Regions from separate parts of the Homo sapiens genome. Here regions 1, 2 and 4 are each linked to region 3. Evidence: chromatin loops called from intact Hi-C (ENCODE). Cell type or tissue: GM12878. All regions are shown on one strand. Region 1 overlaps EFCAB5 (EF-hand calcium binding domain 5). Region 2 overlaps SSH2 (slingshot protein phosphatase 2). Region 3 holds the start of SSH2 (slingshot protein phosphatase 2). Region 4 overlaps SSH2 (slingshot protein phosphatase 2).

Region 1 (8,000 bases), 90 kb after region 3:
AAAGAAAACAGAAAACAGAAAAGTCAGTGTCTTCCTGTTGCTTATTTTGTAGGTGACTTGGTTGTTAGCTTGAAGTTCATCCTCAAAGTTAAAGAGTTTAAGTAGAATTGTCTTGGTATAGAGCATTTTGTTTTAAAAATGTATTGAATATGGTGTGATCTTTTGATTTTTATTGTTTTTTTTTCATTTCAGGAACATTTTCTCATGTCTTTGAATACATCTTATATTCTATTTTTGGACTGCCTACATTAGGGAAACTAAATATCCTTATGTAGGATTAGATTTGTTCTTTCTAATTTTATTAATTTTCTTGTCTTTTCACCTGAATTCACTGTGATAATCTAAACCTTTCTCTCTGTCAATAATTCCATTTTATGATGCTTGCGCTTTTAAATTTTGATGCTCAATTTGGCTGCTTACACCTAAACTCTACCCTTTTATCTCATTCTGCTGTTTCATCAGCTTGTCTTTGAGTTCTTGTCATATTGAATCTGTGTTCCTATTAAGTTGTTCTATAGCTTAAAGCAATGGCGAGGAACTTTTTTTGTTTTTTAGCTATTTTTTGCTAGATTGAGTTTATCTATTTGCTTTTATTCTCCCTGTGTTGTTTGCACAGTTGCCACAATCCTATGTTACTTCTTTTTGTAGTCCTTGTGCTTGCATGATCCTGCCCTAATTTCTATTTATTCTGATATGGTATGGATGCTTTCTTGACTTTCTTCCTAGCCTGACACCAGTTTGTTTTCACTTTGAATCTTCAGTTTAGAGGCTTGACATTTTCTTTTCTGGTGACTCTTCTGATTCCTCCTGTTAGAGTAAGAGAGGAAGAGAAGAGGAAAGTGCCTCTGGAACAAATGCAGTCTTTGTAAGCATGCCTGGGCTTTGTATTCTGTTTTATTCCATCCATTTATTCATTTATTTATTCAATAAATATGTTTGCTCTTATTTATAATGAACATTCTGATAAATACCAAGCTGAAGAGTTTCCCTCTATGCTTAATTTAATTGAGTGTTTTTAAAGCAAAAATTGATTTTGAGTATTATCAAAAGGCTTATTTTATTTATTGAGTAATCATATGATTATATTGATTTATTCTATTAATATAATGAATTAGATCAACAAATTCCCAAATATTGAACCATCCCTCTCTCCCTCTCTCTTTTTTTTTTTTTTTGAGATGGAGTTTCACTCTTGTCGCCCAGGCTGGAGTGCAGTGGTGTGATCTCAGCTCACTGCAACCTCCGCCTTCCTGGTTCAAGCAATTCTCCAGCCTCAGCATCCTGAGTAGCTGGGATTACAAGTGCCTGCCATCACACCTGGCTAATTTTTGTATTTTTAGTAGAGACGGGGTTTTCCCATATTGGCCAGGCCGGTCTTGAACTCCTGACCTCAGGTGATCCACACACCTCGGCCTCCCAAAGTGCTAGGATTACAGGCGTGAGCCACCGTGCCCAGCCCATCCCTCTGTTTCTAGAATAAGCCTCAGTCATGCATATTTTAGAAGAATTCCTAAAATCAGTCTTTTAATTCTCAGTTGTGCTTTTGTTCTTCATCTATTATTCAGCGCCTCTATTTAGTTTATTTTTATCAACATTTTTAATTGACAAATTATAATACGTGTATTTATGTACAACGGGATGTTTATATATATAAAATGTAGAATGATTAAATCAAGCTAATTAACATATTCATCATCTCACATCATTTTTCAAGATTTTACATATGTGAGATCGTGTTGTATTTGTCTTTCTGTACTTGGCTTATTTCACTTAGCATAATGTCTTCCAAGTTTATCCATGTTGTCACAAATGACAACATTTCCTTCTTTTTTAAGGCCAAATTATATTCCATTGTGTATATACACCACATTTAATCTACTCATTGTTAATGAATACTTAGATGGTTCCATATATTGGCTATTGTGAATAATACTGCAAAGAATATTAGAGTACAGATTTCTTTTTGGCATAGTCTCTATTTAGTTAAAAATTGTGTTATAATTGTTATTTCTATGAATATTTTCCTTCTTTCGGCTTAGTTTAAGTTGGATTTTACCTATGCACTATTCTTTTTTTTTTTTTCTTTTTTTTTTTTGAGACAGAGTCTCTCTCTGTTGCCCAGGCTTGAATGCAATGGCATGATCTCGATTCACTGCAACCTCCGCCTTCCAGGTTCAAGCAATTCTCCTGCCTCAGCCTCCCGAGTAGCTGGGATTACAGGCGTGTGCCACCATGCACAGCTAATTTTTGTATTTTTAGTAGAGGCCAAGTTGGCCAGGCTGGTCTCAAACTCCTGACCTCAGGTGACCCACCCGCCTCGGCCTCCCTAAGTGATGGGATTACAGGTGTGAGCCACTGTGCCTGGCCCACATATGCACTATTCTTAAAATCTGTAGTATGTAGTCTTGTTTATAATTATACTCTGAGACCCTATAAAGAGACATCCCAAGATAATATGAATTCATCTTTCATGTGATGGCAGTTGACTCTCATCCTCCACAGCAGGCTCAAGCCTGACCTTCCAATAAGGTGACTCTGAACCAGTGCAATTAAATTTTTTGGACCCCACTGTGGTCACTTTTTAATGTGTATGCCAGCTGTTGGGGTTACAGAGGTAAGTGAGGAGACAAACAGGCAAATAATTACAAATTATTGTATCAGCATGTCAGAGGAGGAACATTAACAGAGTAGGTGAGCCAAGATGTCTCAGATAATATATATAGCTGGGTCTTAATATGTATGTAGCTGGACAGATGTAGGAAAAGCAGAAAGGCTTTCCAGGAAGGAACAACATGTAAAAAGACATAAAGGTCTGAAAGAGTATGGTTTGTCTACATGATAGGAAATAATTTTTTTTTTTTTACTAGGATGTGAGGAATATGACTGGGGAAGGATGAGAAATAAGAGAGGAAAGTTAGGTTAGAACTCCATCTACAAAGATATTATATAGAATGCTAATGAGTTTATATAAGTACTATTAGGTATATATCACCTTTACCCCATTTTCTCCTTTGTGTCATTTTTTATATATATAACATATAAATATTTAATAAATATGGTATATATTATATGTAAATATATAAATATTTTTACATTTATATAAAATATGAGCATGTATTTGTGTGTTGTTATATATAATATAATGTTTATTAAATATTTATATATAAATATATATAATACATGTATATAAAACAACACACAAATGAGAAAATGGAGTGATATACATTATTTATTTTATATATATAAACAAATATAATTTTGTTTTAATGGATGGCTTGATCTAATTAATATTAGTTTTCCTGAAATTTCCCACTTTCTCTTCTTGAAGTGCAAACAGCACACAATCAGACACTTTCATTATAAAGAAGAGCTGTTACCTGAACAGAAACAAGAAAGTATTTCTTACATAGAAATATTTATTGAAAGTTTTTAGTTATCTCACCAACAAATCATTGGGCCATCCCATATGACATAGAAGTAGTGTTTGGAGCACTTGCTTTCAAAGAGATTGCTTTAAAGCTATCTTATCAGTACTCATTTAACGAAACTGGAAGATAATGTAATAATAAATGTTGGGCTTGAAGTAGAGATGTTACACACAGGTGCCGCCTAGTGGAGATACTATGTCATACAATTGCCCCTCAGATCATTTGTAAAGAGCAATGTAATTAGTACTCAGGATGGAGTATGGAGAAAACTGAGTCACTGAGTAATAATTAATATAGAGAAAAAGAGAAATGGAGAGAATGAATGTCACAGATGCCTTCATATTCCTACCATTTTCCTAGCGTATCTGTTTTCTGATGGATAAATGAACAGGTGATAATCTGTTTGTTGACTGTGACCTCTCTCACTTTTCATCTGTTTTATCATAGTAAATGAAGACCCAAAGTAACTACTTTAGAATGTTTACTTCTGGTCTCTTAGTTATTAAGAAAATAAAAAATATTTACTCAATACAATAATGCATTGTTGTATGGGAGTGTGTCTGTAGGTATATGCAGGAATTTATTTCCCCGTCTGAGGGTTGGAGACACACATGTGCACAGACATACTGGATTGGACTAGGGTAGAACCAGAGAAGGAGAGGATCAAAATATTAGTAAATTAAGGACACATGCAGGCACGCACACAAGCACGTGCACACAAACACACACATATAATTACAAAGCAATGAACAGACGGCAATGAACAGATGCAAACATTATAAACTAGTATATTCATTGCTGCTGAGGGATGCATAGCAGAAGAAAAGTGAGACTTCAGCAGGGTGGGTTAAGTGTAGGAAACTCGTCTGGTGGTCGTGAGTTTTAATTTTCTTCCACCTTCCACTTTGTTTCCTTACTTCAGAAAGAACCTTAAGAACAATGTTTTCAAAATTCATATACTGACGGAAACAATTTAAAAGGTAGAATATACTGGTTTATTTTGTTTTGTTTTATAAGTCAAGTGTTTAGAAATATGTTTTAGGACTATATCAGGTTTGTTTTAAATTATCAGAACACTAGCAAATGTAAAAGAACAGAAATTATAACAAACTATCTCTCGGACCACAGTGCAATCAAACTAGAACTCAGGATTAAGAAACTCACTCAAAACCACTCAACTAAATGGAAACTGAACAACTTGCTCCTGAATGACTACTGGGTACATAACGAAATGAAGGCAGAAATAAAGATGTTCTTTGAAACCAACGAGAACAAAGACACAACATACCAGAATCTCTGGGACACATTCAAAGCAGTGTGTAGAGGGAAATTTATAGCACTAAATGCCCACAAGAGAAAGCAGGAAAGATCCAAAATTGACACCCTAACATCACAATTAAAAGAACTAGAAAAGAAAGAGCAAACACATTCAAAAGCTAGCAGAAGGCAAGAAATAACTAAAATCAGAGCAGAACTGAAGGAAATAGAGACAAAAAAAACCCTTCAAAAAATTAATGAATCCAGGAGCTGGTTTTTTGAAAGGATCAACAAAATTGATAGAGCACTAGCAAGACTAATAAAGAAAAAACGAGAGAAGAATCAAATAGACGCAATAAAAAATGATAAAGGGGATATCACCACCGATCCCACAGAAATACAAACTACCATCAGAGAATACTACAAACACCTCTACTCAAATAAACTAGAAAATCTAGAAGAAATGGATAAATTCCTCGACACATACACTCTCCCAAGACTAAACCAGGAAGAAGTTGAATCACTGAATAGACCAATAACAGGCTCTGAAATTGTGGCAATAATCAATAGCTTACCAACCAAAAAGAGTCCAGGACCAGATGGATTCGCTGCCGAATTCTACCAGAGGTACAAGGAGGAACTGGTACCATTCCTTCTGAAACTATTCCAATCAATAGAAAAAGAGGGAATCCTCCCTAACTCATTTTATGAGGCCAGCATCATCCTGATACCAAAGCCGGGCAGAGACACAACAAAAAAAGAGAATTTTAGACTAATATCCTTGATGAACATTGATGCAAAAATCCTGAATAAAATACTGGCAAACCGAATCCAGCAACACATCAAAAAGCTTATCCACCATGATCAAGTGAGCTTTATCTCTGGGATGCAAGGCTGGTTCAATATATGCAAATCAATAAATGTAATCCAGCATATAAACAGAACTGAAGACAAAAGCCACATGATTATCTCAATAGATGCAGAAAAGGCCTTTGACAAAATTCAACAACCCTTCATGCTAAAAACTCTCAATAAATTAGGTACTGATGGGACGTATCTGAAAATAATAAGAGCTATCTATGACAAACCCACAGCCAATATCATACTGAATGGGCAAAAACTGGAAGCATTCCCTCTGAAAACTGGCATAAGACAGGGATGCCCTCTCTCACCACTCCTATTCAACATAGTGTTGGAAGTTCTGGCCAGGGCAATTAGGCAGGAGAAGGAAATAAAGGGTATTCAATTAGGAAAAGAGGAAGTCAAATTGTCCCTGTTTGCAGATGACATGATTGTATATCTAGAAAACCCCATTGTCTCAGCCCAAAATCTCCTTAAGCTGATAAGCAACTTCAGCGAAGTCTCAGGATACAAAATCAATGTACAAAAATAACAAGCATTCTTATACACCAATAACAGACAAAAAGAGAGCCAAATCATGAGTGAACTCCCATTCACAATTGCTTCAAAGAGAATAAAAGTACTTAGGAATCCAGCTTACAAGGGATGTGAAGGACCTCTTCAAGGAGAACTACAAACCACTGCTCAATGAAATAAAAGAGGATATAAACAAATGGAAGAACATTCCATGCTCATGGGTAGGAAGAATCAATATCATGAAAATGGCCATACTGCCCAAGGTAATTTATAGATTCAATGCCATCCCCATCAAGCTACCAATGACTTTCTTCACAGAATTGGAAAAAACTACTTTAAAGTTCATATGGAACCAAAAAAGAGCCCGCATCGCCAAGTCAATCCTAAGCCAAAAGAACAAAGCTGGAGGCATCATGCTACCTGACTTCAAACTATACTACAAGGCTACAGTAAGCAAAACAGCGTGGTACTGGTACCAAAACAGAGATATAGATCAATGGAACAGAACAGAGCCCTCAGAAATAACGCCGCATATCTACAACTATCTGATCTTTGACAAACCTGAGAAAAACAAGCAATGGGGAAAGGATTCCCTATTTAATCAATGGTGCTGGGAAAACTGGCTAGCCATATGTAGAAAGCTGAAACTGGATCCCTTCCTTACACCTTATACAAAAATTAATTCAAGACGGATTAAAGACTTAAACGTTAGACCTAAAACCATAAAAACCCTAGAAGAAAACCTAGGCATGACCATTCAGGACATAGGCATGGGCAAGGACCAAAAGCAATGGCAACAAAAGCCAAAATTGACAAATGGGATCTAATTAAACTAAAGAGCTTCTGCACAGCAAAAGAAACTACCATCAGAGTGAACAGGCAACCTACAAAATGGGAGAAAATTTTCGCAACCTACTCATCTGACAAAGGGCTAATATCCAGAATCTACAATGAACTCAAACAAATTTACAAGAAAAAAACAAACAAACCCATCAAAAAGTGGGCAAAGGGTATGAACAGACACTTCTCAAAAGAAGACATTTATGCAGCCAAAAGACACATGAAAAAATGCTCATCATCACTGGCCATCAGAGAAATGCAAATCAAAACCACAATGAGATACCATCTCACACCAGTTAGAATGGCAATCATTAAAAAGTCAAGAAACAACAGGTGCTGGAGAGGACGTGGAGAAATAGGAACACTTTTACACTGTTGGTGGGACTGTAAACTAGTTCAACCATTGTGAAAGTCAGTGTGGCGATTCCTCAGGGATCTAGAACTAGAAATACCACTTGACCCAGCCATCCCATTACTGGGTATATACCCAAAGGACTATAAATCATGCTGCTATAAAGACACATGCACATGTGTGTTTATTGTGGCACTATTCACAATACCAAAGACTTGGAACCAACCCAAATGTCCAACAATGATAGACTGGATTAAGAAAATGTGGCACATATACACCATGGAATACTATGCAGCCATAAAAAATGATGAGTTCACGTCCTTTGTAGGGACATGGATGAAATTGGAAATCATCATTCTCAGTAAACTATCGCAAGGACAAAAAACCAAACACCACATGTTCTCACTCATAGATGGGAACTGAACAATGAGAACACATGGACACAGGAAGGGGAACATCACACTCTGGGGATTGTTGTGGGGTGGGCGGAGGGGGGAGGGATAGCATTAGGAGATATACCTAATGCTAAATGACGAGTTAATGGGTGCAGCACACCAGCATGGCACATGTATACATATGTAACTAACCTGCACATTGTGCACATGTACCCTAAAACTTAAAGTATAATAATAATAAAAAATAAATAAATAAATAAATAAATAATCAGAACACTTTGATCCCCAAAAGACAACTCATTCCAAGAGACAAAACTTAACAATTTGTATCACTTTTAACACTGGTGCCGA
Region 2 (8,000 bases), 82 kb before region 3:
CTCAAGTGATCTGCACACCTCAGCCTCCCAAAGAGCTGGGATTACAGGCATGAGCCACTGTGCCCAGTCTGAACAAAATAAATCTTATAGGATACCATATAAGGAGACTGGTACATATTCCATCAATGAGGTTGCCCACTGGTGATGAGCTCATGATGGCTATCAGCTGAGATTTCATGTCAGCACTGCTCCTGCTTATCACACAACACTGGACAAAGATTATAACCTTTCACCCTCAGTTTGTCATCTGCAAAATACTGATAATAAGTGTTCACATGGATTTATCAGTTAACGTTTGCAAGCACTAGGAAAATGAGCACCACTCCAGCTATTAATGAATCACAATAACTTAACTCATGCCATTCCAGATTCATCAACACTGAATGAAATGCAGTTGTGTAAATAAATACGTGAATGAGGTCCTGAAATGGTAACTGCATTCACTGTGACATGAAGATGAGGAAGCCAGCCTAAGTGCAGGTAGTAATATGGTGATATACTTGAGACACATCTTACTTCAAGAGATAGTTTACATTAGTGAAACTTCAACAATATGTATGGAGTGCTACTATGAGCAATAAATATCCTGATACAGACAATTCATTTTTTATGGTCAAGGTTTGTAGAACCTAGTTTTGGTGACAGCTACCTGTTGGAAGAGATCAAGTCAAGTAAAATTATAGAAAACAATCAAATCTGTAAAAAACAATACAGTTTTGAAATGTGTTATGATTCGGTTTATATAAACTCTACTTTTTAAAATTTGTGAAGTAGGATTCATTCTATACCAAGACACAGAAAAAAAATGTCCAAGTGGGAAAAAGGTTTGCTATGTTTCTAAACTTCAGTTTGATACAAGGCCATCTTGAACCTCTCATAAAATAGGGGGGAAAAATTCCAAGAGCGGCCCAGTCTCCTATGGGTATAACAGTCCAAAAATATGCTTGAATAAAGTCTTTCCTCACAGTGCCATCCCTAATCTGCACAAGCTTCACAGTAAAGGGCAGTACACCTTAAAAAAAATCAGGTTGTCACCAAGTCTTCAACTTAGAGCCAGTGAGAAGCAAATAGATAAAAATGTCAGGCATCTGGGCTGAAAGGTGAAGCAGAGGGCAGAGACCAGGGCCTCTCACAAAGAGCTGGTCCTCTCTATTTCTAATTTTCATTAATACAACTGGGACGGTGTCTGCATTTTTGTAGCCGACCCCCTCAGGTTTTTTTGAGGGAGGGTGGTGCTCAATAGGAGACAGTTATCTAAATGACAGTTGGAGAGCTCATTAGTTTTCCTGACCCACAACTCTTCCCTTCACTTCCCTCCAGAATACTTCCAACACCCCTTTAAGGTAGAACAATGTGTATGAACTAATAAGGCAAGAGTCCAGCAGGACTTGTTTTCTGGTCACAACACTGCTGAACAAAGTAGGATCTGTTCCAGATGGGATAAAGCAAAGAAACTGGCCAAAACCAGCAGACTGTGACAAGGGCAATCCCTGGCTGCCCTCATTGCTCATTAGCATGGACACTCCCACCAGCATCATGACAGTTTACAAATGCCATGGCAATGACCCAGAAGTTACTGCCCCTTTCCTAGAAAGTTCTAAATAACCCACCCCTCAATTTGCATTAACCTGCCCCTTAATTTACATGTAATTGAAAGTGGGTATAAGCGAGTATATATACAGTTGCCAAGAGCCCACACGTTGCAGACTCTGGGTACACTATCTATGAGTTAGTGCTGTTCCACAAGGAGCAGTACTGTTCAATAAAAGATTGCTGTCTAACACCACAGGTTTGCCCTTGATTTCTTTCCTGGTGAAACTAAGAACCCTCCTGGGCTAAGCCCCAGTTTGGGGGATTATCTGTCCTGCATCACTACTAGGCCATTCAATACTCAGGGGGAAGTTCACTTATATCTCAGGATATACTGAGAATTTCCACTGCTCATTGCAACACACAAAAATAAGTCAATTTAAGTTGTTCTCTAACTTCAGCCTGACTCTTGTGGGTAAGTAAGCAGGAGGTCAGATGGGATAAGTAAAATTTATAACATCCCATGAAATGTAGTTAGATAAAGTTCTACATTTAAGATGATCAGGTCGGGTTTCCAGTCCAGTGATTATAACACTATTTGGCTTAACATTATCAATAGCTAAGACATGTGAGGCCCATGTACGTGAGGAATAAAGGCCCTGTGGCAGCACCAATACCAAGCAGTTGCCACAGGGAAAAGAATAATACTATTGACCATTAAAAAAATGTGTGCATGAGGGGAAAAAAATCCCACAAAAAGAGTCACACTCTTTATTGAAGGAGACTCACTCAAGGTTCCAAGATGCCACATTTTTTCTACTTTGATAAATAACTTTTGAGTGGTCATTGCCATGGCATTATGCATATAAATGTACCATACTGTTTATATATACACTCATTCTAAGCCACCTATTTGCCTTCCCAGACATTTGGCTGAATGGGGTCAAATAGATAAAATAATAGGCACTATATCAGTTGCATTTAATAGCCAAATTTACCCAATAAGATTTTACTTGAATCACCAAAGTCTGTATAAAAACATATACCTACGTACATTGGAATCAGTAAAGATTTCTGATTCTTCACATTCACAGCAAAGTAATGCTGCTGATTCACTGTCTTCCAAATGAGAGCTCTGTAATACAAACAAGATCATTTCAGAGATCCAAACGAATGGGCCCATAAGCACGAGGGGAAAAGCAAGCTGAAATCACTGAGTCAGTGGTGTTAGCTCACAGGTGAGAAGCTGCAATTCTGATTAGTGATGGCTATTTTGAGAGAACACTGCCAACAAGGTGACTGGTTAGTTGATTGAGGAATGCTTGATCAACTGAAGCATTTCCTATGGTTTCCCGATTTGGGGAAAGAGCCAGCACATCTTTTTCTGTAAAGATGGTGCTGCTAGCCGGGCACAGTGGCTCACGCCTGTAATCCCAGCACTTTGGGAGGCGGAGGCAGGAGGATCACAAGGTCAGGAGATCGAGACTATCCCAGCTAACACAGTGAAACCTGGTCTCTACTAAAAATAGAAAAAATTAGCCGGGTGTGGTGGCCGGTGCCTGTAGTCCCAGCTACTCGGGAGGCTGAGGCAGGAGAATGGCGTGAACCCGGAAGGCTGAGCTTGCAGTGAGCCGAGATCGCGCCACTGTACTCCAGCCTGGGCGACAGAGCGAGACTCCGTCTCAAAAAAAAAAAAAAAAAAAAAAGATGGTGCTGCTAATCCTTTGTAGTATGTACTCTGAACTCTTCTCAGACTGGGGATAGATTTGTGTTCATTTATCTTCACATCCAAAGATACACATTTGATGTATTTGTTTAGAGATAGGCTATAGAATATAGCATAGGGCCTGATTACGGGATCTAACTCTTAGCCTAGCCTCATTAGCTCTCTGCTGCCAAGTGTTCATATGAGCCAAGAGACAGGCCAGGCACAGTGGCTCATGCCTGCTAATCCTAGCACTTTGGGAGGCTGAGGCAGGCAGATCACCTGAGGTTAGGAGTTTGAGACCAGCCTGGCCAACATAGTAAAACCCTGTCTGTACTACAAAAAAAAAAAAAAAAGTATATATATATATATATATATATATTAGCCGGGCATGGCAGTGTGTGCCTGTAATCCCAGCTACTAGGGAGGCTGAGGCAGGAGAATCGCATGAACCCAGGGGGCGGAGGTTTCAGTGAGCTGAGATCACGCCATTGCACTCCAGCCTGGGTGACAGTGCAAGACTCCATCTCAAAAAAAAAAAAAAAAAAAAAGAGCCAGGAGACATGCCCTACCCAAGTCCCCCAACAGGCACCAGAAAACAATTTAAAACCTTTTCTTCTGTTCTCTAATCTCTTTCTAAAAATCTGTCTAGAAGACAGACAAGGAAAATAAGACAAAGGAGTGAAATAATTAGCTGGTAACATAGGAGTATTTTTCCCTATGACTAACAACTCAAAAAAGGGAACAGAAAAGGCTCCAACTCTGACTCATTAGATTCTATTCAAATGTTTGCTGTTTAGCTAACAGCAGCTGGAAACTGAGTTATCCCTACATGGATCATTGATGCATAAGCTTACGTCATTAAAACTTCTCACTACCAGTGGCTGAAACTTATAACTACTTCATGGCTATCCTAGTTGATTCCTACTTTAATTTTTCACAGGTAGGGCTGTGTTTCATCTAAAGTATACCCTCAGAGATAAGAGTTTTAGAGTGCAAATAAACTTAAAGAAAGTAAAGCTCAGAGTTACTCTTTCTGATAACAGCCTTGCTCCTGGTTTACTTCCTTCTCATTTTTTTTCTACTCTGACCCTTTGTCTACTTTTAGTTTTCTGTCTTAAAACCAAGTCTCATCTGGCATTGTCCCTCTCTCTTCCTCTTTTAGAAAATAATCAGAAATAACCAAATATTTAAAATCATTGTTGCCCGAGCGTGGTGGCTCACGCCTATAATCCCAGCACTTTGGGAGGCCGAGGCGGGTGGATCACGAGGTCAGGAGATCAAGACCATCCTGACTAACATGGTGAAACCCCGTCTCTACTAAAAATGCAAAAAATTAGCCGGGTGTGGTGGCGGGCGCCTGCAGTCCCACCTACTCGGGAGGTTGAGGCAGGAGAATGGCGTGAACCTGGGAGGTGGAGGTTGCAGTGAGCCGAGATCGCGCCACTGCACTCCAGCCTGGGCTACAGAGCGAGACTCCATCTCAAAAAAGAAACAAACAAACAAAAATTATTGCTAAAAATCCTACAAATGTAAAGTCTTTTTAATTCTTGTTCTCTTATATTTTGGAGGGGGGAGAATAAGAACATTTACTCTCCATCTAGCTTAAAAAATATATAAAATATTTGAAGACTTCTGGAACTCGTATTAGGAAAGCTAAAGGCTTAATAATAAATATTTGAAAGAATTAAAATGGTAGAGATCAGAGCTGTTTTCAATCTTCCCAAGCTCTCATACTACAACAGATAATAATATAGATAATACTAAGCACATCAAAAGTGGCTTGTCATTGTCACAGTATAAAAACTAGAGAGAGGCTGGGCACGGTGGCTCACACCTGTAATCCCAACACTTTGGGAGGCGGGTGGATCACCTGAGGTCAGGAGTTCAAGACCGGCCTGGCCAATGTGGTCAAATCCCGTCTCTACTAAAAATACAAAAAATTAGCTGGGCATGGTGGCGGGCACCTGTAATCCCAGCTACCCTGGAGGCTGAGGCAGGAGAATCGCTTGAACCCAGGTGGTGGAGGTTACAGTGAGCCAAGATCATGGCCATAGCACTCCAGCCTGGGCAATAAGAGCGAAACGCCATCTCAAAAAAAATTAATAATAATAATAATAATGATAAAAACTGGAGAGAGCTTGAGCCCAGGAGTTGGAAACCTGCCTGGGCAACATAGTAAGACCCCATCTTCATGACAAAAAAAAAATAATAATAATCAGCCAAGTATGGTGGCACACCTCTGTAGGCCTGGCTAGTTGGGAGGCCGAGGTGGGAGGATAACTTGAGTTTAGGAGTTCGAGGCTTCAAGTGAGCCATAATTGTGCCACTGCCATCTGGCCTGGGCAACAGAGCTAGATCCTGTGTCCAAAAACAAAACAAAACAGACCTGAAGAGAGAAAAGTAAAAATTAAACCAAATTACACTAGTTAAGATGTTGCAGCTTTCATTCTTATAAATATTTCAGATGTCCACACTAGCTCTTTCAAAATGACCTTTCGGCTGGGCACGGTGGCTCATGCCTGTAATCCCAGCACTTTGGGAGGCCAAGGTGGGTGGACCACCTGAGGTCAGGAGTTCGAGACCAGCCTGCCCAACATGGTGAAAACCCGTCTCTACTAAAAATACAAAAATTAGCCAGGTGTGGTGGTGCTCAATCGTAATCCCAGCTACTGGGGAGGCTGAGACAGAAGAATCACTTCAACCCGGGAGATGAAGGTTGCAGTGAGCCAAGATCACGCCACCAGAATGGGTGACAGAGTGACACTCTGTCTCAAAGAAAAAAAAAATGACCTTTCAAGAAAGAGGTCCTGTAACCACACTTGCATTCCTAAAGTTATTTTAAGACTTTATATATATATTCATCAATTGAAACAATTCATTAAGATACAAGGTATCCATTAAAGTGGGCTGATGGCATTACAACATAATTGGTTCATGGAACAATTGTTTACTTGCAACCAACATATTTAGTTCTAAATTAAATTCTGAGAAACCTAAAGGAAGACAAAGGACAAAGGTCAAGTTCATTTCCCTGCCTTCTGAAACCTGGTAATTTTTTTTTTTTTTTGAGACGGAGTCCCGTTCTGTCATCCAGGCTGGAGTACAGTGGCGCAATCTTTGCTCTCTGCAACCTCCGCCTCCTGGGTTCAAGCAATTCTCCTGCCTCAGCCTCCCGAGTAGCTGGGACTACAGGCGCGTGCCACCACGCCGGCTAATTTTTTGTATTTTTAGTAGAGATGGGGTTTCATGGTGTTAGCCAGGATGGTCTCTATCTCCTCACCTCGTGATCCACCCACCTCGGCCTCCCAAAGTGCTGGGATTATAGGCGTGAGCCACCATGCCCAGCCAAGACCTGGTAATTCTAATTCCTGAATTGTTTCCGGGTTCTGCAGAGTGAACAGTCTTTCTCATGAGTATATGGCTTATTCCAAGATTGCAAGGACGAATTAATATTTAGGACCTCTACTAAACTACACAATTATTTAAATAGATGCTAAAAAGCGTTTGACAAAATAGTCATTTCTGGTTTCAAACATTTTTAGTAAGCTAGGAATACAAAATGCAGCCTTAATTCACTGCAGAGATTTTTTTTTTTTTTTTTTTCCAGAGTCTCACTCTCTGTTGCCCAGGCGGGAGTGCAGTGGCGCGATCTCTGCTCACTGCAGCCTATGCCTCCCGGGTTCAAGTGATTCTCCTGCCTCAGCCTCCCGAGTAGCTGGGACTACAGGTGCACACCACAACGACCGGCTAATTTTTTTATTTTTAGTAGAGACAGGGTTTCACCATGTTGACAAGGATGGTCTCCATCTCCTGACCTTGTGATCTGCCCACCTCGGCCTCCCAAAGTGCTGGGATTACAGGCATGAGCCACCGCGCGCGGCCTAGGTGGGCTTAATTATACATAGCAACTCTCAGTGGTAGGCCTTTACCTCAACCTTGTTGCCTGAATTTCATATTGTAAATTCCCTCAATGTTTCTTCTAGCATGAAGGTGGTGATCTTCCCCAGTTTGTAGTGCAGATACCAATTCTCTTTTCTTTATTTTCTTCTTTTGCATGTCCCTTTGGCAGGAATTTTGAGGAGGGCAAAGTCAAACTCATATTCTTGCATTGGATGTATCAAGCCCAAATCTTAACTAAACTGAGTTCATATCCTGGTTCTGCCACCTACTAGCAGTGTGATTTTGAGCACATTCCTTAATTTCTTTGAGCTCAGTTTCCTCATCCATAAAAATGGACACAACAATAACATCGATCTATTAGGGTTGTTGGAAAGACTGTATGAGAGATAACATAAGAAAAGCATTTAGAGACTTAGAGCCAGGTGTGGTAACATGTGCCTGTAGTTCTAGATACTCAGCCGCTCTAGAGGCTGATGAGGGAGGACTTGAGCCTGGGAGTTCAAGTCCAGCCTGCACAACATAGCAAGATAGGTGTCTCTACCAAAAAAAAAAGTAATTAAAAAAAGCACTTAGAATAACTTAGCTTCTGATGTTGCCACTATTACTGCTGCTTCTAATAATAATAATAAATATTACTGTAATAATATTAATCTCCTTCCTAGATGTAAAAGGCTTATACATTTGGGTTAAAATTTTCTTTCAAAGAAACTTTTGTCTTCAAGGGAAATTTTGCTTATATCAAGTCTTAAGTGCTTTTCATTCTTAAAGACAAAATCATATTCCCTACATAACCTGGAAGCAACTGAGCTCACAATGAGTCATTCATTGCCATTTATTGTACCCCTACTGCGTATTAAGCACT
Region 3 (8,000 bases):
TGTCAAAAGTGACTATTAACATACCTCAAGATTCTAAAGTAACTCAAGTTTTGGCTAATGAAGTCATATCAAGTGTACACGGTCTTACTGTATACTAATCATTCACTTCAAGTAAATTAGTATGATGACAACTTGATATACATATATTATCATAGCATAAGCTATTTTCAACAGTGCCCAAGGAAAATAAATGTTACTATAGTACTGATTTCTAGTTTATTTGCATGACTCTACTAACTTTCAATCGATTTCTTCAAAATCAGGCCTAGTAACCACAAACCAAAGAGTTTACTAGTGGAGTGAATTAAGAAGGTTTGATGGTATGTTAATGACTTTCCAAAAACTAGCATAAAGTACTACACATAAGAATAAATTATATTAAAGATTTATTCCTATGATACTTGTCTTCAGATGACCCTAAAATGTTTTACCAGCTTTGAAGTACAAGTATTCTCAAATCACAAAATCTTAGATTAGAAATAGTCTTAGAAGTCCCCCACTGCAGGAATTCTTTATACCACCTCCCAGGCAAAATGTTCTCCAGCCTTTGCTTGAATATTTCCAGCAATGTGCACTCACTATTTTGCAAGGCAGTGCACTCCACTGTTACAAATTCTTCCTTACAATCACTGGAAATCTGCCTCCCTGAACCAAGAATCCCAGTTCTGCTCTCTGAAACAACACAAGATATATAACCTTTGAAATAAAATCACTTATTAAGATATAGTTGTCAATTTCATCACACAAAATGCAATTAAAGCTCAGAAAAGAAGAAACCACAACCATACACAACAAAACTTTGAAATTCAGGAAATTATACTGAAATGACAAGCCAGCAAATTTCAGGATATCAAAGCTCACACCTCAGTTAACATACAAATATTAAGGGTAACCTGATGATTTTTTTACAGTGGAAAGTGGTACAGTGTTTATTAAATACCTTTTTTTGCAACCTGATACTACCAAATCCACCAACACCGTTTTTAAAATTACAGTTCTGTAGGAAGTTCAAGGTGGTTTTCCCAGTTGCTCGCATTTTCACTCAGTTTATTTCTCTCTAAAACATCTGGATGTTGGTTTTTTAAAGCCCATTTGCCCCACTGGTGCAATATATTGTTTTTAAAAATAAATATTTTCAAAAATGGAGCCTAAGAGAATGGAGTGTAAACGAATGGGGGTGGGGCGAGGAGAGAAGGCAAAGACGGGCCCAGCGGGGAAAGGCTGGTTACTGGGTATTTTCCTTCTGAGAGCATGCTTTATTGGCATAGGCATCTGAGGTAACGAGCCATACAAACACGACCTTAGAACAAGAATGATCACGAGCAATGAGTGTAAGGCATAAATATCTGTAAGACGGAAATAATTTGACACTGATCACTAAGCAGCACCAGATGCTTCGGGACCTCATAAAGGAAAGGTAAGAGGTCCAGGAAACAGAGATCATTGCTACCCTCTGGGGTGGGGGGCAGGCGGGAGAAACCAAGGAATAACTACGGTTGGGCAGTTCAAAGCCTGAACAGTACAGAGCAAAAGAAAGCCAGCAAGTGACTAGGGGAAGGCACACACCCTGGCGAGTACGAAGAAGGGTGTGCAGTGTGCAAATACTGAACAGGTCTATGAAATGGTGTGGGTAAGAGATGTGGGTGTGGGTAAGGGGCAACGCAGGAGGCTCACGGTCCCCTCCCTGCAGCAGAGCAACAGAGGGTAAAAGAAGGGGGAGGGTGAAAAGCAAGAATGACTCATTACCAAAAGGAAGTGCTCAAGCCATAGGGAGGCATGCCACAGGGGATTTCAGGGCGAGGATTGTGAGGAGCTAGGTGCTCAGGGTGATGGGGGCAAAAATCAACGTCTTGTAGTTCCTGCTGCTAGTCTTTAACATGGGGGTGTGGGGGGGTTCGCGGCAGCCGAGTGCCAAGGCCTGGGAAGCGGCGCGGCGCGTGCGCAGTGGCGTTCGGCGGGACCCGCTGAGGCAAAGCGGAGCCGCAGTGACAGAAGCAAGCGGAGCGGCCGCCAGGAAGGACTCACCGAGGCGCAGGGGCTGGAGGTGGTGCTGGGGGTAGGTGACCGCTGGACCGTGACCAAAGCCATCTAGGCGCTGCTGGGTTGTTCCGGGCAGGGCATTCTTGTCCTGAGTGTGGGGGACGGGAGGGTGACGGAGCCGGGATGGGGAAAGGGGTGCGGGGTGGGGGTGAAGGGAACGGGGAGGAGGAGGAGGCCGCGGGAACGGCCGCAGACTCCGCACCCACCACCAGACTGTCGCCGACTGACGCTCCGAACGGGCGGCGGGCGGGCGGTTCCGCAGCTGCGGGGCACAATGAGCGCTCCCAGTGCGCAGGCGCCACCTGTCAGCTACCGCCTCTCCCCTCGGCGCGCGCCGCCGCCTGGTCGTAACCCTTGAGTTGCCGGAAGCTGGCCGAGTGCGTGCGCCTCGGGCCGCCGCACCCTCCTGGGTTTCCTCCTTCGTGCTGGAATCGCGCGGTTTGCCAGCACTGGGTGCTGTGGAGTGGGGTGGGGGAAGGGGCCGAAGGGAGCCAGCCCGGTGAGGGGTCCCAGGGCGGGGGGCCGCTGGAGTCTTCACTCCTGAGAGACAACCATTTTATGAGGTGGGGCGGCGCACAGCTTAACCAACCTTAAAAAAAAGCAGCTGAGATGAAAATCCTGAAGCAAACACGTTTTCTATTGGGAAAGGGCTCCGCGGAGTTTCAAACCCTCTCACTGGGCGCAGACAGAACTGGGCTAGACCAGTTTACTCCCTTCACCCCGGCTCTCGGGGGCTTTTTCTTAACTTTTCCCCCCCTTCCGTCTATGTTTTATGATGAGACTTCTGGAAAGAAAACCATTTTCCGTTTGATACCCTGGAAAGGTTTGTGGTACCCTCATGCTTCCTCTATTGCCTGTCTAAAGACTTATTCATTATTCCTGAGGAGAAGAGAAGCTGAGCGCGCCTGGGAGTCCGAGGAAGCCGGTTGTGAGGGTCCAGCCTGCTATTGACCTCTCACTTGCCTCCTGCTGTGAAGACAGTCTTTTAATTAAACAGGATTTGCTCGTTAAGCTTTCTTCTCCTTCGTCTCTAAATGTCATTCTTTCATAGACCTATGTAAAAATGTAGATTAAAAGATATTTTAAGGGAATGGTTTTCTCAGGGGTAAATTGTCTGCAGAACATAAGCAAAGAATGTAATGGAAAATCAAGATTAAAAAGGAAAAAAATTGCACAATGCAAATATCACTGATTATTTACACAAAGAAAGAGAGTTGACAAGGCTATTTCTCAGCTTGAGTGGATGAGCTGGTAAATACCACCGTACATATCAAAGCTGTAGAAAACACACACACTTGGGAGTTTGCAGTTATTAAAACCCACCCCCTCCTGTTTGTCACTCAAACACTCTTGGATCTCATTGCTTCTTTTAAACTGACAGGGCTGTCATGAGCTCTTTCTGGCTGCTGTACGGTTAAACGCCACAAGAGTCCTCTGTGCTGAGCCTTTGTTCTCTCCCTGGGGCCCTGTGGTTGAAATAATTAGCAGGGAGGTTCCATCAAGAATCAGACACTGAGGGTCCCTGTACTGTACAGTCCTATGTAGAGTGTAGTGCAGAGAAGCCAGCTGGTAGGCTTTTGCCCCCTGGTGGTGATCAGGAGTGCCTGTGAGACAAAATTAAACAAAGATGTATGGTTCACAGATTAAACAATCTGACTGTGTTTTCCCCAGAGCTCCGTAGTAAACAGGAAAAGAGAAGGCAAGTTTCAGAAGTAAGAACTTTGAACCAATGCATGGGAGACCAAAGAGGAAACTAGATACATAGCCAAAAAATACACATAGCTAGAAGCTGAATGAACTCAAATAAATGAAATATATGTGCTTTATGAACCAAAGTATCATTCTAGAAAAAGTAATATTCAAATCTGTAGGTCTTAGTACTTGTATGTTGATTCTCTGACTCAGGGAGGGCAACAATGATGTTCTACTTTTTCATGGTAACATACTCTTCAGAAATTCTTTTGGAAGATGAAAGGCTTAAGTCCATTAACCTTGCAGTGAGAAAGAGCACTACCATAGGAATCAGAAGACCTGGTTTCTAGTTCCAGCTCTAAAACCTTATGCAAATGGCTTGAACTTTTTGAGCTTTAATTCCTTTATCTCTACAATGGAACCCTAACTGACAAGATTCTTGAGATAATGTATGGTAAAGTTCAGAATAAACTGTAAATAAAGCCCTCTATGCAATTAAGATAACTTTTTTTTTTTTTTTTTTTGAGACGGAGTCTCCCTTTGCCACCCAGGCTGGAGTGCAGTGGTGCAATCTCGGCTCACTGCAACCTCCGCCTCCCGGGTTCAAGCAATTCTCCTGCCTCAGCCTCCCGAGTAGCTGGGATTACAGGGGCCCGCCACCACACCCGGCTAGTTTTTATATTTTTAGTAGGGACGGGGTTTCACCGTATTGGCCAGGCTGGTCTCGAACTCCTGTCCTCAAGTGATCTGCCCACCTCGGCCTCCCAAAGTGCTAGGATTACAGATGTGAGCCACTGTGCCCGGCTTTTTTTTTTTTTTTTTTTTTTTGACACGGATTTTTGCTCTTGTTGCCCAGGCTGGAGTGCAATGGCACCATCTCAGCTCACTGCAACCTCCACCTCCCGGGTTCAAGCTATTCTCCTGTCTCAGCCTCCTGAGTAGCTGGGATTACAGGCATGTGCCACCACGCCCGGCTAATTTTATGTCTTTTTAGTAGATATGGGGGTTTCACCATGTTGGTCAGGCTGGTCTCGAACTCCTGACCCCAGATGATCCACCTGCCTTGGCCTCACAAAGTGCTGGGATTACAGGTGTGAGCCCCCGCACCCGGCCATCATTCTTTTTCTTAATAGTAGAAGTAGATTAGTGGTCAAGACATGTTTCATCTGTAGGTAAGTGTGGAACATTTTTGTTCCACATATCTAAGGTGATAAAATCCTGATCAAAATTGAATTATGGGATGACAAAATTCACATTGTTTGTATCAGGAAGTTAATTTATTAATTTTCAGGGGAAATATCTCTTCCTGGTATATACCTTTTAAGGAAACTAAGATTTGGAAATTATTGGTGCATGTTCATTAATTTATTTACTAATAATTGAGAAAATATTTATTGAATGTGTATCATATACTAGACACTGCTTTAAGAACAAGACAAATGTTTATCTACCTCTTAGGGGCTCAAAGCCAATTAGTAGGGGAAAACACATCAACAAATAATTAGAGCGTAGCTTAGTGGTACCATGGCTTCTGTCACCTCGGCTAGGCGCGAAAGGAGGTATGTAGAAATATAGAAGAAGTCTATATACGTACAAAGTTCTATAGAAACAAAGGAGAGAAGGTCTGGGCAAATGTGCTCTTTATGATATTGGCTTTCAGGCTTTGTCTGCAGATCCCAGTACAGTCGCTTTGCGAACGGAGCTGGACCACACTAAGCATTTGATGAAATCTATGCTTTGTGCCCCATTTATACCTAATTTCCCTAGGCTCCACCCTGGTTCCTCCTAGGTCTTCTGGTGAACTGAGAGAGGAGATATCTTCTAATAGAGTGAAGAGCCTAGGATCCTCTTACTATTCTAGCTGAATTTGAGGAGAGAGAGGCCAAGAGCAGGATTCCCAAAAGAGGGAGCCAAAGAGACAAAAGTCCTCCTAGTTCTACTTAGAGCACTTTCACTCTTCCCACCTGCGATGCTGGAGGCCTGGTTGTACCACTGGAGTCCATTTAACCCTTAACTTGTATCAATACTTCTTCCGGGGTGAAATTATAGGGGAGCTTGAAATCTCTGAGGTTAGCTGGTTCTCAAGCTTTGAGAACCTGATGAAAACTATTGACCTTCTCTCCAGAAAAATGTACTTGCATATTTCTCATACCTACTAAAACCTATCAAGGAACCAAGGTGAAGAATCCTGATCTAAATGTTAAAGGGGTGGTTCTCTACCTTTTTTTTCCACATCATGACATCCATAGAAATAGTATTTGTACAGCACACTGGGATAAATTAAAGGGGATTTGGAGGCAGCTAATTACATGGGGCTTGGTGAAAAAAATTGTTTCTTTATATTACTTACTTTTAATGACAAAAATAAACATATTAAGGATGACACTAAATATTGAATTTGTATACATTTCCAAACAAAGATGTCTAAAAATTTAATGAAAAACCTGAGATTGCTTCTGTAAACATAACATTTTTTATACAGGATTTTATGATTGAAATGACGGCTTGCAGTTCTTGAATGAGACAGTTTAACAGTGATGTCTTCAAATTCTTGGTAGTCATTATTGATGAGAATTTAGTTCATACAAGTAGGTGATAAAAAAACTTTTAAACAATTTTCACAACAATTCAAAATTTAAAAGTATAAATTATAATTGATAATATATCCACATTATCACAGGGTATTTCCTCGTTACATTTGCCAATGGGAATTTCCCCATCTACCCAAACACTTTTTGTGTCAAGTATCTATTGCAAAATATTGATAAAGGTCTAATTTGCAGAGTTAGATTGTGTTATTAGATCAATAATTCTTCATCTAACTTGAACATAATTAAAAGGGCGCATCAGATATAAACAAAAGGAAGAATGCTATATATATAAAAAGAGAGATCATAAGCTGAGTTCATCAGGAGTACCTAGCAGGCCTCCCTGCATTTCCTGGCCTTATCTGAGGCTGTAAGTCCTGCTCTTTTGGTACCTGGAACATCCTCCAAAGCTCAGTGTTTACAATAGGCAGCAGTGTGTACTACAATTGTCTTGTGAAAGTGATGACCTGGTGGTAGAATACTCCTTGGCTTTGCTTGGCAAGAACTTCATTGTGCTGTCCACCAGTGGGACCATGGGCATACTAGGGTGGGTATTCACACCCTGATTTTGGGGGGCTGCTGAGAATCTCTAGATCACACTGCTTCTTGCCAGGAGTGAATTACCTAGATTTATCAACCACTCCAGTTATTTTAAGTAACTCCTCAGGCTGAATAGATCCCTATCTTGCAATATATCTATAACTCATTCATTGCATACCAAATGAAGTATTTCACTTAAAAGATTATGACTTATATAGCTAAGCTTAAGACAGAGCAAAAAAAAAGTGAGTCAAAAAAAAAGACACAAGAAATCATGGTCCTATCCTTGATAATCCAATCCCTTATATTTGAAACAATTTGGGCATAATTATAAGTATAAATTAATATAGCACAGATATATAAGAGCTGAGAGCAACTGCAGTATTATTGAGTCATGTGTTGCCTTCACTTGGTTGTATTTTTTCTTAAGTTTTATAAAAACTTTAACTTTTACTAACTTCATTTAACTGTGTCCTGACAGGAGACAGAAAGAACACCAGCTTGGGTGGGGTGTGGTGCCTCATGCCTGTAAGTCCAGTACTTTGGGAGGCTGAGGCAGGAGGATTGCATAAGGCTAGGAATTTGAGAGCAGCCTGGGCAGCATAGTAAGACCTCATCTCTCCAAAAAATACCACAATTAGCCAGGTGTGGTGGTACACACCTGCAGTCCTAGCTACTTAGGGGGCTGAGGTGGGAGAATTGCTTGAGCCCAGGAGGTTGAGGTTGCAGTGAGCTATGACTGTGCCATTATACTCCAGCCTGGGTGACAGAGCAAGACCTTGTCTCAAAAAAACAGAAACTCTACCAGTTATTTGCCAAGAAATTTTAACAAAGAATTAATAACTAGATATAAAGTTGTTAAGTAGATACCTAAAAAAGTAAAAAGAGAAATCTGAGGTATCACAATGGTGAGTAATTCATCCCACCTTAAGGGCTAGAAAAAAAAAAACAAACAAACAAAAAACAAGAAAAAACAGAGGAAGCAAAGGGAAAAATTTAGAAATTTAGAGGATTGGCCCCACAGAGCTAAAACTAAGGTCTCTGAAGAGAAAGTGCTGCTCAGCTGGTGTTAGTGCCTCTGAGATTAGAGGAGGGGCTTCATGGCACCCATGGTTCTGAGACACAGACTTCTGAAGCAGG
Region 4 (8,000 bases), 63 kb before region 3:
CCCATACAAATGCCACATTACTTGTAGTTGCAAATTCACACCCTCACACAGAGATAATCTGAATACTTACTAAAAAAAAAAAAAAAGAAACAACGCTGTCATCTCCTTGAGGTAGTTTTGTTTGTTTTTTGTTTTTGAATTTTTTCCCTTCTCTTTTTCTAATATAATCAGCTTCCCTAAAAGGGCATGTTTCTGAAATGAGAGAAAAAAATCCTCTAAGCAGTGATTCTCAGTGTGGTCTCCAGACCAGCAGAATCACCTGACAACTTGCTAGAAATGCAAATTCTTGGGCCCCACCCCTGATCTACCAAATAAAAATCTAGTGTAGTGCCCAGAAATGTGTTTTTCACAAGCCCTCCAGGTAATTCAGATATAAATTAAAGTTTCAGAGCCACTGGTCCAAAGTATTTGCTTCTGTATATAGCACTTAAATCACTGCATTAAAACTAGAATGGTGGAATCATATCACTCCTATGAAAACAGTTAAGCAGTGGGTTTCCAAATTCCAATGACTTCTCCAGGCACTGAAGAAACAGTTTCTCTACAACCAAATTGAAATAAGAGATAAATGTCTTCTCTATTATACATATTTGACTCAGATACAAAAACAGACTTAATATTCTAAAATGGTAAGTCTACAATTAAAAGAAGTGTAAAGTAATTTCTGCAACTTAAGATTGATACAGCACAACAATTAAATCACTGCAGCTGTGTGGAGAGATAACATTTATTTTAACATCAGAGCTTGGAGGGAAGAAAGAGAATCAGCAGTTTAAACTCAATTTGGAAATTAGAGATCCCCAGCAGGAAAGCTTTACAACCCAGTTTCCTATCCAGTCTATAAAATAAAGAGGGAGGACTTGGGATTCAACCTCTTCCTGGCAGATAATTTGCTGAGAGTAAAAATGCACTGTATCATTTGTCAGGGCTCTAAGGAACTTCTAACCCTAGTTTAAGGAAGAATCATGGATACCAAGAATAAATCACAAATACTCTAAAAAATCATTCCTTGAAGGGGAAGAAGACTTTGCTGACCTTAATTCCTATCACAGATTTCACTGAACCCAAATGGGGTTTGGTTTCATTAATTTAACCTATAAAAGACAGAAATAGTTGAAGCTGCAGAGAAAATAGCAATGGAACCTGAAACAAAGTCTAATTGTGATTAATTAAAAATTAGTGTCTTCTAAAGACTACCAGAAGATGAAGAACAATAAATTTACAAATATCAGAAATGAGGGAGCAGGCTGGGCATGGAGGCTCACGCCTGTTATCTCAGCACTTTGGGAGGCTGAGGCGGGCGGATTACCTGAGGTCAGGAGTTCGAGACCAGCCTGGTCAACATGGTGAAACCCTGTCTCCACTAAAAATACAAAAAATTAGCCAGGCATGGTGGTGGGTGCCTTGCAGTCCCAGCTACTCAGGAGGCTGAGGCAGGAGAATCGCTTGAACCCAGGAGGCGGAGGCTTCAGTAAGCCTAGATCGTGCCACTGTATTCCAGCCTGGGTGGCAGAGTGAAACTCCATCTCAAAAAAAAAAAAAAAAGAAAGAAAAGAAATAAGGGAGCAAAGGAGACTATATGCTGGAAGAATTTGAAACCAGTTTAGAAAAATCAATTAACTGAAAACAAGCAGTACAAAGATCATTTAGAAATTTATGTGTAGATATTGAATTATGTTTTCTCACAGAAACATTCCTAACTAATGCTTGGATTCCTAAACTAGCAACTGATAGCAAAACTACCAAAAGCAAAGTGGGGTTATCTCCAGTGAGATGCAAAAGCAGTCATTCATATGTACAAGTTATTCGGTTTACATAGAGGGCTGCTACTTGTATTTGATCAACACCTATATAGTGCAAAATGCACACCAAGTTAGGTACTATGACAGATTCTGAGAAGTAATCATCCACAAAAAACAACAAGTTAATAAACAAGTTTATACAGACAGGGAAAAGCCAAGGAGCCAGAGGTAGATGTTCACTCCTGTCTGAAAACCCATGAAAAGAACAATGAGAAAAAAATGGCAACAGCATCTCAGAACTTCTAGACCTAGAATATCAGGGCACAAAAGAGAAGCTCTTGGAGTTATGTGTCTAGTTGCTAATTAAATGGCTGAGGAGAACTGAAATGGAAATTCATAGAGAGGCTGGTTTCTCTCTCCTTAGGCAAACCAAATATTCTATTATTTTCCATTTTGGGTTAGGCTTCTGCTATTAAGTTAGCTGCTGATTTCCCTCCTGTTCTGTGTAGTTTTATTTATTTTATTTTTATTTTTAGAGACAAGGTCTCGCTCTGTTGCCCAGGCTGGAGTGCAGTAGTGCCATATCGGCTCACTTCAAACTCCATCACCAGGGCTCACACGATCCTTCCATCTCAGTCTCCTGAGTAGCTGAAACTACAGGCCATGTGCCACCACGCCCAGCTAATTTTTTGATTTTTTTTTTTTTGGTAGAAATGGGGTCTCCCTGTTGCCCAGGCTGATTTCAAACTCCTCGGCTCAAGTGATCTTCCTGCTCCCTCCCAAAGTGCTGGGATTACAGGCATAAGCCAACATATCCAGCCCTGTGTAGGAGTTTTTAAAAGATCAGTCCTGTTAACTTCATGAGGTAACAGCAGGCTGGCAAAACAAGGAGATACTGCAAGGTTAACTCTGTGTGTGCTGAAAGCATGCAATTCTTTTGACCTCCATTCACTTGTAAATCACCTTACATATTAGTTTTACAGTCTTTAAAACTGTAGCATTCTAGTTATTTATTTCTCTCCTCAGACCAATATATGAGAGCTATCTGTGGTTTAAATACAACCATCAACTTCCCCCAGCCCCTGCCACAAAAACACTTAACAAAAAAAATCTGTGTAGCTTGATTTGGGACCTGGACTATGAAAGTAAATTAGGTTTTAGAGATGCTAACGTGTGTATCAGGTAGTATGATCACTGTATGTGTGCAAAGAGGTGGAGTTCTGTTATTTCCTTACAGAATGAAGGTTTGAACAGCAAAAGGCAGATATTTTAGAGAAACTAAGCAACTTCAGAAAGGCATCTGAAGAAAAGAAGACACTGAGTAAGAAAGGAGGGAAAAGCATCCCTTGAACATTTGTCTGGGGATGTATGCCAGGAAAGAAAGACAAGTGCAGAAAGATCGCTGTTACTTAGAATGCTGAGACTACAAAGTTAGGTGTCAGATGATTGTGAAAAGAGCCTATTTCCTCGCAAGTAAAGAGCTCTATTCCTTCTTTAATAAATAAGAGAACTGAAAGATTTAGCTCTAGTATTAGAAGAGGAACCTAGATTGATATCAAGGAAGGCTAGAGATACCTAAAATTAAGAACTACCAGGCTGAACTGGGGGTAAAGTGAGTGATGGTCTTATATTTGCAATTAATTTCCTATATAGCATTCTGACCACAAGATGTCCTCACACTGTAACAAGGTCATTTTGTATTCTAATTGATTAAGTGCACTATGATGAGAGAAGCTGCCTAGAAGGAGCTAAGTGAAAGCTTGTAAACCTCAGGTATAATCTTTCAAAGAGATTCATTCCCTATTCTTTGGAGAAACAGTTATACCAATGATTAAAACTCTCTGAGAAGAATATCACCTGAATAACTCTCTAGGGCTCTTCTTCCCTGATCTAAACCCTTGACATGTACTAAAAACTCAGTTAATTTTGGGTACAGCAGAGGTAGTACCTACCCCTCAAGATCCTTGAATCCATAAAATTGTTAAAGATGAGAGAAGCCCAATTACACATTTTGTCCTAGTCTGCCTTTCTTCTCGGTCACCCACAGTTCAGTAGCCAACACCATAGGGAGGTTGCCAAGCGCCTTGGGGGAACCCTCATGGAGGCAGAAGACAAGGTGCTCACATAAAATTCAGTTCCCGGCTGGGTGCGGTGTCTCATGCCTGTAATCCTAGCAGTTTGGGAGGCCGAGGCGGGCAGATTGCCTGAACTCAGGAGTTCGAGATGAGCCTGGGCAACAAGGTGAAACCCCATCTCTACTAAAATACAAAAAATTAGCTGGGCGTGGCAGCTTGTGCCTGTAGTCCCAGCCACTTGGGAGGCTGAGGCAGGAGAATTGCTTGAACCCAGGAGGCAGAGGTTGCAGTGAGCTGAGATCGTGCCACTGCACTCCAGGCTGGTCGACAGAGCAAGACTCCACCTCAAAAAAAAAAAAAAAAACTCAGTTCCCACCAGGAAATTCTTGGAAGAAGCCCTGTCGAATATTGGTCATGGGCCTGCAGAATCCTCCCCGTTCCCTTGGATGGGGAGAAAAATTGGCAGACTTTTCAGTCCCTCTCATCCAGCATCATGGAAAATAACCTAGAAAAGTGGGACTTTATAGAATGCTAATAGAGGTAGCTCAGAGCTGATTACAGGTTGAGCAATGTCAGGAAATAAGTAAAGGGATAAGAGTAGAAGTGTTTCAAAAGATTCTAGCCATAAAATAGCAATGCCCCAGAGCCAGAGAACAGAGGAGTGAGAGTGTCTAAAAAGAGATGTTTCTCAAAGAAATGAACATTTCTCTAAACTAGTTTCCATCTTAGGAAAAGGATTTTGGAGATGAATTCAGAAATTGCTTCAACGGACAGAGATTCTAGAGAGATGGTCAATACAAGGGGTCTTACCTACTAAACCATAATTGGGAGGTGTCATGAGAACCACTGGGGTGAGAAACTCCCAAAAGCTAAAGGAGGATCTTAGTAATCTAGGGACTTCAGTAATCAAGGAATGCCTCCTACAATCAAGAGTGTTGGTTGCCCGAAATCCAAGCCAACCATAACTTAAAGAGCAGCTTGCTGGTGAGCGGAAGCTCAACTTTGAGGTAGGGCTTCAGAGATAGCCACAAGGCTGTCCCCTTGTAGTGTCCCTTGCCTAGGATGCTTTGTGTCTTTATGGAGGCCAAAGAGAAACACCTTGGGTCTCTAAGCTTTAGGCCAAAGGGAAGATTCAGGACAAGAATTTAGCCCTAACTAACAAAAGCAAGAGACTAGAGACCCAAAATAGGAGAGCATCAAGGAAGAAATGAAAGATCGGGGAACTGCCAAGTCATAGGGAAGAATTACCCTGCCCAGGGCAAGAGATTAGCAGAGACCCTTGTGAATAAGACCCCCTGATTATTGCCAAAGAAAAGAGTTCCTCTGAAAAGAAAATTGCAGGAAAGAATAAGCTGCTTTTGACAACGGCTTTTTCTCATAAACCATATGAAGTGCAGGAAGGTCGCCTGCAGAAATCAGTCTGTGTTGATCTCTGCACAGAGTGCAGGCCCAGTTGAAATCAGAACTCTCCTCATAGGCAGTAGGAATAGATACTAAATCATAGGTGTTTATGATAGTCATTGGCCTGATCCTAGAAAAAAACCTGGAGTTTAGGCATGGACTTCTTGCATGGGATATTGGTCGGTACTATTTTTTTTTTCAGGTTTGGTTTTAGGATAGGACCTTGGGTCCCATCCTAGCTTTATGTCTATTAAAAATAAAACTATTCCCTTTGGGCCCGCAATTCTATTTCTAGGAATTGATTATAATTATGTTAAATGACATTTTCCCAATGTTACTCATTGCAGCATTTATTATAATAACGATATCCTGGAGACTGGTTAAATACATTATGGTGTATCTATATAATGGAATATTATCTGAAATAAATAAAAACAAGGAAGTTTTTGATGTACTAATATGGAAATATTTCTAAAGCAGAATAGGTAAAAAAAAAAAAAGCAAAATATGCAATATTGTATATAGTATGTCACCATTAGTGTAAAAGAGAAGAATGTGTGTGTGTATGCTTGCATGTCTATGCATGCAAAGAGACAAAGAAAACTATTAATATTGTTTGTGAAGAGGAGAACTGGATGGCCAGGGTACGAAAGTAGAGGATGACTTCATTATATACCCTTTATGAGGTTTTGACTTTTGAACTTTGTAAATGTCTTACCTAGTTTAAAAAATTAAACAAAAATAAATTTTAAAATCGAATAATAACAAAAGAACGTCTTTAGCCTTTTAGCAGTAAGCAAGTCCCAGGAAAAACCAGATTTGATTAAACTCTGACATGTGAGTGAGGATACTGACAAGTGTCACACAGGCATCTACTGGGGTCTGTGTGAACTTGTTTGGAGATCTGGAATACTGATACCATAAATCTAAAATCTGTACATGAAATCATTCAGACACTGATTTAGCAAATTTCTACTGAACTACCATGCCTTCATTGTCTATTTGATAAAAATAAGAGTTTTCTCTTAGAGTTTTTCTCTTCATAATCTGTAATTTCTACCTCAATACAAAACAAACAGGCTTTCTTTTAGATGGATATGATACAATTGAAGTCTGCACACCCCAAAGGTCAGAATGGAATCTTTCATGAGTAAACTCTAATTGCAGACAAAGACTCTTCTATATATGACAACATCATACAGGGCCAACTGAAGCAGTACTAAGACTTTTTGAAGTTGTTATATTCCCTTAAGCATTTCTAAAACTTTTCACATGAGAAAGTAAGGAAGCAAAATATGGTATTTTTGGAATGAAACTCTGGCTAACAGGGTTATGGGGCATCTGAGAAGTCACGGGATAGGTCTAACTTTCTCAGAGGGGAGGCTGCAATTGTTTTTTTTTTTCTCTTTATTTCCAACATCTGCTCTTAAAATTAGTTCTGCACAAATGTTTGCAGATACAGAGCAGCTGGCAGTCTTGCCTGCATTTTGCCCATTGGTGGATTGTAAGGAAGTCACTGAAGTAGGGCTATTGAATTTTCCATTTCTGTTCCAGTGTTTTCAGAGAACTGGCAAATTTATGTTCTGGAACATTGGACTCAGAATGTTAACATCCTACTGAATACTGTTTAGAGCTTGAGATATTCATAGCAGAATTGTAAGTTTACATCTAATCTCTCAAGACAACAAGATTTGAAAATATACTCTCTTGCAGCCATTTGTAGGCAATTCTTTTTCATGTCAGTGTGGAATAAAGATACACTGTTCTATTTATATTAGTGCTTTCTGATTCATTTGATTTTTTAAAATAAATAAGAAAATAAATCATAAAAATAAACATGCCCTACTTAATTAATAAAAAATGCAAAATAAAACAAGCTCCACTTTCATCTTTCAGACTGGCAAAGATAAGAGATTATAAATGTTTCCAAACCTGGGAAAAGTGAAAGAGGAACTCTCACATACTAATGGCTGGGAGTGTAAAATAGTAAAATTTTTCTGAAAGTAATATGACATTGTGTCAAAAATCTTAAAGATGTTCATGACCTATTAGTCGATTACAGAATTTAAAGAAATAGAGAGGTGTATAAATATTTATACAAAAATATTCCCTATTTTTTCTTATATTACATATATCAGCTCAAATGTTCAACAACAGATGAATAATTACATTGTAGAACACTGAAATGAGTTACTGTCCTTAATACAACATAGGGAACTCTTATTTCAGCCAAATCCTTTAATAAGCCTGATTGATTTTGTTAAATGGAAAAACACTGGTGGAAAGCAGTTGTCTATTAGACATTATGATTGCTCTTTGTTTTCAAAGTTATTAAAGGGTTAAATTGTTTCTTTTGTATTATGCACATGTTTGTTTTTAAACTAACTCCAGCTCTAATTCTTGAAAATGGAGAGTTTACAGCTTTCAATTTGTTTTACAATCCCATGGAATTGGTGACTATTATTAATATTACTCAGTGGCCATAACAGCACAGTATAACATCAACATGAACTCTTGGCTCCCATTCAAGAATCAAAATAGTAATATTAAAAAGAGTGTATATCCCTATTCCTAGAGACTACATTAACAAAGAAAGAAATCTCCCTCCCTCCCAAAAGAGAATAATGATATTTACAAAAGGTTAAGTGGGTACAGGAACAATAACTAAAGAAGGCAGAGAAGTCCTGGCATGGTGGCTTACGCCTATAATCCCAGCACTTTGGGAGGCTAAGGCGGGAAGACAGCTTCAGGCCAGGAGTTTTAGACCTGCCTTAGCAACACA

The links. A loop is a pair of places that touch in the nucleus more often than their neighbours do. Peaks named below come from ENCODE experiments on the same cell type or tissue, not always from the same donor. Only the 100,000 strongest peaks of a DNase experiment are listed, where the experiment ranks them.
Region 1: it touches region 3 in a loop (4-fold over the local background); 23 of 110 quality-filtered maps call a loop at or near these places.
Region 2: a loop joins it to region 3, with 3 times the contacts of the local background. A loop is called at or near these places in 2 of 110 quality-filtered maps.
Region 4: it touches region 3 in a loop (6-fold over the local background); 42 of 110 quality-filtered maps call a loop at or near these places.

The regions. Positions count from the first base shown.
Region 1 is chr17:30,018,288-30,026,287 of GRCh38, forward strand. The region is part of intron 7 of EFCAB5 (EF-hand calcium binding domain 5); the gene reads left to right. Among named protein-coding and RNA genes, the nearest start is that of EFCAB5, 81 kb to the left of the region's middle. RefSeq lists a silencer at 3,424-3,718. In GM12878, a CTCF peak has its summit at 3,613 (motif pointing left); no DNase peak of the experiment used is centred here.
Region 2 is chr17:29,846,265-29,854,264 of GRCh38, forward strand. It overlaps SSH2 (slingshot protein phosphatase 2), which reads right to left. Exons shown (of 16, transcript NM_001282129.2): 2 at 2,585-2,665. Among named protein-coding and RNA genes, the nearest start is that of SSH2, 80 kb to the right of the region's middle. In GM12878, no CTCF peak of the experiment used is centred here; a DNase peak (open chromatin) is centred at 4,057; H3K4me3 peaks cover 494 bases; H3K27ac peaks cover 453 bases.
Region 3 is chr17:29,927,913-29,935,912 of GRCh38, forward strand. SSH2 (slingshot protein phosphatase 2) reads right to left here and starts at 2,316. Exons shown (of 16, transcript NM_001282129.2): 1 at 2,026-2,316. The coding sequence starts at 2,088. It also overlaps a transcript of EFCAB5 not described here. RefSeq lists silencers at 1,516-1,565, 2,076-2,355, 2,506-2,595, 3,329-3,498, 5,459-5,753. In GM12878, CTCF peaks have their summits at 2,364 and 3,627 (motif pointing left); DNase peaks (open chromatin) are centred at 1,789, 2,279 and 3,459; H3K4me3 peaks cover 3,362 bases; H3K27ac peaks cover 2,657 bases.
Region 4 is chr17:29,864,574-29,872,573 of GRCh38, forward strand. All of the region lies in intron 1 of SSH2 (slingshot protein phosphatase 2), which reads right to left. Among named protein-coding and RNA genes, the nearest start is that of SSH2, 62 kb to the right of the region's middle. In GM12878, a CTCF peak has its summit at 3,416; no DNase peak of the experiment used is centred here.